2 separate regions of the Homo sapiens genome follow, and region 1 is linked to region 2. Evidence: chromatin contacts called from ENCODE POLR2A ChIA-PET data. All regions are on one chromosome and are shown on one strand. Each heading gives the region's core, a stretch centred on a gene start or an enhancer-like site at or near the end of the contact. The rest is flanking DNA. Distances are from core to core; before and after follow the strand shown.

What was found. ChIA-PET counts read pairs that join two places held with the same protein, here RNA polymerase II (POLR2A).
Region 1: POLR2A ChIA-PET joins it to region 2 with 10 read pairs in AG04450. The contact joins the promoter of IGSF8 here to the promoter of LENEP in region 2. POLR2A ChIA-PET finds 5 or more read pairs at or near these places in 2 of 52 experiments (AG04450 and naive thymus-derived CD4-positive, alpha-beta T cell).

Annotation. Positions count from the first base shown.
Region 1 is chr1:160,096,993-160,100,608 of GRCh38, forward strand. IGSF8 (immunoglobulin superfamily member 8) reads right to left here and starts at 1,627. Exons shown (of 7, transcript NM_052868.6): 1 at 1,417-1,627. The coding sequence starts at 1,480. RefSeq lists enhancers at 1-288, 289-815 and a silencer at 1,382-2,211.
Region 2 is chr1:154,992,299-154,995,908 of GRCh38, forward strand. LENEP (lens epithelial protein) reads left to right here and starts at 1,288. Exons shown (of 1, transcript NM_001394530.1): 1 at 1,288-2,017. The coding sequence starts at 1,310. The coding sequence ends at 1,495. FLAD1 (flavin adenine dinucleotide synthetase 1) reads left to right here. Exons shown (of 7, transcript NM_025207.5): 6 at 415-488; 7 at 604-813. The coding sequence ends at 739.

The DNA of each region.
Region 1 (3,616 bases), core at 377-2,876, 5.1 Mb after region 2:
ATCAGTTGCCACACAGCTCTCTCTCCCCTCCTCTGTATCAGTCGCAGCAAGGAAAGGGACAGCAAAGAGGCCTGCTTTGGAATCAGATCTGTGTTCAAATCCTAGCCCCAACACTCACTAAATGTGCTCTCTGGGGCAAGTTACTTCATTTTCCTCATTTGTGAAATGAATGTAAGTGCCCACAGGCAGTGGGTGCTCAGACCTCTGCGTGCTCCTTTTTCAAACACAGGCCAGCACTTCCCCACCTCCCTGGGCTCCTCCCTGCTCCATGCTGCCCACTGGGGAAAACACACCAAGTGCTAGGCAACCCAGGCCCCACAGCGCCTTCCTCTCTGTACATCCTCCTGCCACCTGCCCAGGGACCAGGGAGAGGACTCATCCTAACCCTGCAGGGCCCAGGGACCTGCAGCAGGGGAAGGCTTTGCTTGGTGCCACTGTGGAGCTCTGGTCTAGAAACAGGCAGCTGGGGCTACCTTCAGCCTCTGCCTTGACGACAGCAGCTCTGAAGTCACCATCCCCACCCCCACGCTTCACTCTCATTTCAAGGGCTTCAGCCTCATCAACATCTGTACTGGCAGTTTCACTGTCTCCATGCCATACTCTTCCCCAGACCACCTCCTACAGGGAGCCCTCCAGTTCAGGCCAAAAACAATTCCACTGTCATTATCCCCATGCATCCATGCAAGATTGGCCCAGAACACCCCACCATGAACACCCACCACAGCAGGCACAAGGTGCTTGGAGATCCCAGGATCAGTCTCCATGGAACCTGGTTTCTCCTGAGGCAAGGAAGCTGGAACTAAGCGGTGTGAAAACTGATGGGTGGCTGCAGAGCCAAGTGCCATTTGGGAGACAGGAAGAAGGGCAAAGAGGGACCCAACCCAGGGTGGAGATGGGGGTGAGAGAGGGAACTGCCCCCAGTTGATGAAGTGCGTGGAGCGCAACTGGGAGAGACTTACTTCAAAGATCGTGGGCAGAACTGGCCTCTGGGCCTCCAGCCAACTCTGGGGCAATTATGAAGCTGGGCAGGCACTGCCCTCGTAGGGCGGGCACCCAAGGCCAGGCCTGGAGCTGAGTGTGGGGCAGAAAGGAGTCGCAGCATTTGGTGCAGCGACCCCAGTACGTGGGTATGCTAGCTGAGATGTGTGGCCTGCCCCGGGAGGCCGAGCAGTGCCTGGGGCAGCACCTTAGTGGGTCCTCTCTACGCCCCAGTCCCTGGCTTAGAGCTGGGGAGCCTGCACTCTTCCCAAGACTGGCTCGGCGGACAGCCACAAAGCGCAGCTGGACGCCGACCCCGGGGAGGCTGGAGGTACCCCTGACGGAGGAGGATGTGAGGAGCCCCGAAATGCTAGGGGGGTGCTGGATGGCAGGCACCTGCCCGGCAGGGCCGGGAACCGGAACGGGGGCCTGGCTTACCTAGCATTAGCAGCAGCAGCAGCGGCAGCGAAGGCGGCAGCAGCGTGGGCCTGAGGGCGCCCATCCTGCGCGGCCAGCTCTGGGGAGGCTCCGGGGGATGGCGCGGGTTCTGGGGGGCCGGAAGGGTGGGGGGCGCATGCCCAGGTTGAGGGCAGGAAGCGGGGCAGCGAGGCGTGGGTGCGCCGAGCGAGCTGAACTGGAGCTGCCGAATCCCCTCCCTCCGCCCCTCCCGCTGCTTTCCCTCCAGCCCTCGGCAGTTCTGAAACCATTCTCGCCCCGGCCCGCCCCGGCACCGCCCCTTCCACCGCCCCGTCTAGGCCCGCCCCGCCCCGGACCCAGCCTTGGCCCTGCCTGCCCCACCCCCGCCAGACTCCGGCCTTTGCTCCGCACCTGGCCCCGGCCCCGCCCCGCCCCTCGAAACTCACCTTTGAGTCGCATCGAGTCCCAGCCCCGCCCCGGCCCCGCCCCTCCCCGCCCCGCCCCGCCAAGACTCCAGCCCTGGATCCGCCCCGGGCCTCGGCCCAGCCCCAGTTCCGGCCCCTCCCCCGCCCCGCCCCACCAGGACTACAGTCGGACTCCAATCCTGGCTCCTCCCCGGGCCCCGGCCCCGCCCCAGTCCCAAGCCGCACCCCTTCCCCGTCCCCGCAGGGCTAACGTCAGCCTCCAATCCTGGCTCCGCCCTGGACCCCGGCCTCGCCCCGCCCCTGGCCCTGGCTCCGCCCGAGGCCCCCGCAGGAGTGAGCTAACTGCACCTCTGCGCATCGAAATTCCCACCCACCCTCGCACAGAGCGCATTCCACCCCGCACCTGCCAGCCTTTCCTGGAGAGTTGGGTGCAGGGTCCCTGGGATTGGCGAGGTGACTGTGACCACGCATTTAGAATTCAGTTATTTGCTCTGAGCCATAGTCCTCGCTGCAAACCCTGCTGAAGTAGGGGTTGGCGGAAGCCAGGAGTTCCTGAATGCGAAGGGTTTGAGCTGAAGGGCGCTTCCAGGATCCAGAAGGTCACTGGAGACCTGTTTTTCACCCCCTCAGAGGGCAAAACCAAAAGAAAAATGGATTAGGAGAGGGGGCCGTCCATGTGACGTCATTTCTGGGTTGGGTGATCCTAGCCCAGTTGTTTAACCTCCTTCAACTTCAGTTTTCTCCTCTGCAAATTGAATTGAGGTTGATCACATCACCCAAAGGGTTATTGTGATGATAGGTAATGTACATAAAGTGTTTGGCACAGGAAACTAACACAAAATGGGAGATAAGGATTATTTTGTTTTAGGTTTTGAATTATTATTTGAACTGCTTCCTAAGAGGCTTAGTTTAGACCTGGCATTTAGGTGAAGGAGTCTCTATGTTCAGTGACAGTGGGAAGAGATGAACATTGCTCTGTTCTAGGAAGAGTGGGGCTTGCCCTGGAGGTGGGAGAATGGAGGAGGCACCCTTCCCAGGTGCTCTGTCTCTTCCTGAACTGTAAAGATGGGAAGTGGGCAGGGGCAGGAAGGATGAGACCAGAATGGGGAGAAGAGATGGCCAGGTTTGCAAAGCCAAGGCTGTCAGAGTGGCTGTCAGTGGGAGGTGACCCCAGAGCCCATTTACCACCCTCTACCCTCCAACATCCTCCCTCTCCCCTCTCATCCCCCTTCCCTCCCACTCACTCACCCCCCTTTACAGAAGAGGAAACTGAGGCCCAGAGAGGGTAAGTGGCACAGGCCAGACCAGACCTTCCTTGACATGGTATTCCTCAAGCGTGGCACAGTGCCTGACTCTGAGAAGATGCTCACGGGGTTGCCAGTAGAAGCCACATTGAGGAACCCTGGAGAAACCAGAGAAACTGAGGCCTTGAAGGGAGATCAGAGGTCCAGCCCTCACTTCCCAGGACTGCCAGCACTGGCCCATGAACAGGGCAATAAGGTGCCTGTTTATTCCCACTTTGAAATATCCAGAAGGTTGCTCCAGAACCTCATCATCTAAATCCATCCACAGGCATATCGAGCTATGTGAAAACTGAAACTCATAGGGGAAGCTTTTGGAAGAATACGTCTCTCCCTTTATAATGGATTTAATTATCGAGTGGATTTAATGCCTTCATGATGCTTGAGGGATGAAAGATGTTACCAATTGTAATAATGATAGATGTCATTTATGAAATGCTTACACAAGAAGGCCCTTTTGGATATTAGTCCTAGTCCTTATAGCATATTTTGCAA
Region 2 (3,610 bases), core at 38-2,537:
TGGGCACAGTGGTGGGCGCCTGTAGTGCCAGCTACTCGGGAGGCTGAGGCAGGAGAATGGCATGAACCCGGGAGGCAGAGGTTGCAGTGAGCCAAGACCACGCCACTGCACTCCAGCCTGGGCGACAGAGCCAGACTCCGTCTCAAAAAAAAAATAGACGGTTTCTCCCTGTCCTCAAGCTCCACCCTTGCACTAGAGGGTGGTTCAAGAATGGAAAGCAGAGAGTGGAGAAGATGAAGTCCTTCTCTTTCTCTTTGCATACATAGAGCAAGCTATACCAGAGAATCAGATAGCAAGCCCTCCCTCAGAGGCCAAGGGAGCAGAAGAGCCATGGATGGGCCCCTTCCCAGGACAGCAGGGGTAGAAGTGGGAAAGGTGAGCATTTGTGACTATTCTATTACTCTGACCTCCCAGGACTGGACCTACAGAGACATCTGGGATTTTCTGCGTCAGCTGTTTGTCCCATACTGTATCCTGTATGACCGAGGGTAAGGGTATTAGGGGAAGGGAATGGGTAAGGGAGTTTTTAGGGTGCTGGGATAGGGAGGGCCAATAGGATCGCCCACCCTACCACATGCTTGCCCTCCACCCTCCCTGCTCCAGATACACATCACTGGGGAGTCGGGAGAATACCGTGCGGAACCCGGCCCTGAAGTGCCTGAGCCCAGGAGGACACCCCACATACCGTCCAGCCTATCTACTGGAGAACGAAGAAGAGGAGCGGAACTCCCGCACATGACCTCCCACCCTAGGAGGGAGGGAAGGACACCGTCCTAGGGTATAACCTGGCAATAAACCGTGCCTCTCACTGTGCCTGTTGCTCTAGCTGTGTCTTCCTGCTCCAGAGGATGGGAGAAGCAGAAGTGGGTCAAATGCTGCCAGCTCTGACTGGCTGTGCTCACTCTAAGGGGCCCAGGGGCAGGGCAGAACAGGCTGGAAAGGAGCTCTCACTGATGGTTCTCAATGTCAGCCTCAGCAGGAGCCCACCAGAGGGCGAAAGCAGGAGTTGTGCCAACCACTGGGAAAAGGGCAATCAGGCAGGGCACCACCTGGGCTGGAAGAGGGGAAGCTGCCTTGGCCTAGCTGTGGAGGATGAAAGATGGAGTGGCCAGGCCCTCCCTCCCACTAACCCCACCCTCCCATCCCTGTCTAGAGGGGCTGACTCAGCCTGTTCCCAGGCCTAGAACCTTCCCTTTGCTAGACCCTGGATCCTTTGTCTCTGTAGTCATGAGGCTGAAGGGGGTGGGGACAGTGTTGATAAAAGGCACTAGAGGCAGCTCCCACACCCTTCCTCGGAACTGTTGCCCACATGCAGCCCCGGACACAGCCCCTAGCCCAAACCCTACCCTTCTTCCTCGGAGGGGCCCCTCGAGACACTGGGCTGCGGGTGCCTGTCATTAAGATGGGCACAGGGTGGGAGGGCTTCCAGCGGACCCTGAAGGAAGTCGCCTACATCCTCCTCTGCTGCTGGTGTATCAAGGAACTGCTGGATTAATGGTAGCAGGGAACTGCCTCCTCTCCCCACCAGCACCATGGCTGGCATCGCTCAGGTGGGCAGGGTAGAGTAAACAGGAGGCATAGCTGCAGCTTCTGTGGCAGAGCTTGCCTTAGCTTCTCATTCTCTTCTTTAGCCCCCAGCCCAATTGCCATCAAGACTCCTGAAGCCAGCTGTGCTTGACCAAGGATGGGCCATAAACAATGAGTAAACAGTAAAGTGTGGATCCTGCTTTGAGCTGTGTCATCTAGCAGACCTGCCTCATCTCTGAGCCTCCTTCATTCCCAACCCCTGCCTCTGGTGGACCTCTGGTGGGCAGGAGCTTGGACTGCTCTGGCTAGGACCCCAGTAAGATTGTGGCAAGACCTGGCACTCCTCCAAGCTTGGCACAGTGAGCCCACCAGCTCAGATGGTTGATCTTACCATACCCTCATAGTACCAAGAATGGACTGCCCCCTAAGAAACCTGTTTGAGAATCACTGAATTATAAATATAATCCATAGGCCTTGAGGCCCAAGATTATAAGTGTCTAAAGGGGAATCAGAAAAAGTCAGCACTAGAACGGTCTGGGAGCAAGGGTGCAGACCAGGGAGGGAAGGAGCTTGTCCTGAATAGAACCAAGATTGAAAGCCAGGTTTTCTGACTCACTGGTTCCTGAGTGGGGAGGGTGGAAGACAGTTCAGGTTCCTCTCAATCTGTGGGTAAGGAGGGGACCCAGCTTGAGTAGGGTCTTCATCTGTGAGGCCAAGGGTGTGTGGAAACCCAGAGGACCCAGCCCTTTCCCAAATAGAAGACCTGGTCCAGGCAGCTTCCTGCCTCTGAGGATCTTGGGGAAAGCACTGCGCTGAGGCTAGTCCCCAGCTCATCAAGGAAGTAGGACCCCATGAGCTACAAGAGCTCCCAGCTCACATACAAAGTTACCAGAGAAAGACACCTGTGTGGCCACACAGGTCCCTCAGGCTTATCATGACACAGCCCTATCAGGACATAAACAGCTAGATTGAGCAGAATTGGCTCTTTACTTCCTCTTGGTAGCCACAGCTGGTATTTTCCATGAGTTACTCCCGGTGGTAGATATACACCAGCCATGTGTATCGTCTTGCTCAGGGGGTGCTTATGCTTACTGATCTGCCCACCCACAGCCCCCCAAACCTCAGAGCCAGCCTGTTTGGGACTGTTCAGTATTTCCCTGGGATTCCCATCCAGCATTCTCTGGCCCCTCCTGGGGGGCCAGTTATCATCCCCCAGCCCTTTGTCACTTGGGGCACTGGCCTGGAGATTATAGATAGTGCCCTCTTCCTCCCTGCCTGGGACCAGCTCTTCCTCAGCCTTCTTCTTAGTTAACTCTTTTTTTTTTCTAGATTCTTTTTGTAAAGGTGATATATGCCCAGAGTAAAGAACTTTAGGCCAGGCCAGGTACAGTGGCTCACACCTGTAATCCCAGCACTTTGGGAGGCAGAGGCGGGCAGATCACCTGAGGTCAGGAGTTCTAGACCAGCCTGGCCAACATGGTGAAACTGCATCTCTACTAAAAATAATTAGCTGGGCGAGGTGGTGAGTGCCTGTAATCCCAGCTACTTGGGAGGCTGAGACAGGAGAATCACTTGAACCCGGGAGGCAGAGTTTGCGGTGAGCTGAGATCATGCCACTGCGCTCCAGCCTGGGGGACAAGAATGAAACTCTGTCTCAAAAAAAAAAAAAAAAAAAAAGGCCGGGCGCGGTGGCTCACATCTGTAATCCCAGCACTTTGGGACAAGGCCGAGGTGGGTGGATCACTTGAGGTCAGGAGTTCGAGACCAGCCTGGCCAGCATGGTGAAACCCCATCTCTACTAAAAATACAAAAAAATTAGCTGGACGTGGTGGCACATGCCTGTAGTCCCAGCTACCTGGGAGGCTGAGGCAGGAGAATGGCTTGAACCCAGGAGGTGGAGGTTGCAGTGAGCCAAGATTGCACCATTGCACTCCAGCCTGGGTGACACAGCAAGACTTCGTCTTATAAAAAAAAAAAAAAAAAAAAAAGAACTCTAATAGTTAAAAGTCTCCACGTCTATCCCCCAATCCTTTAGCGCTCCCCCTGGAGGCAACCATGGTTACCAGTTTCTTGGAGAACATTC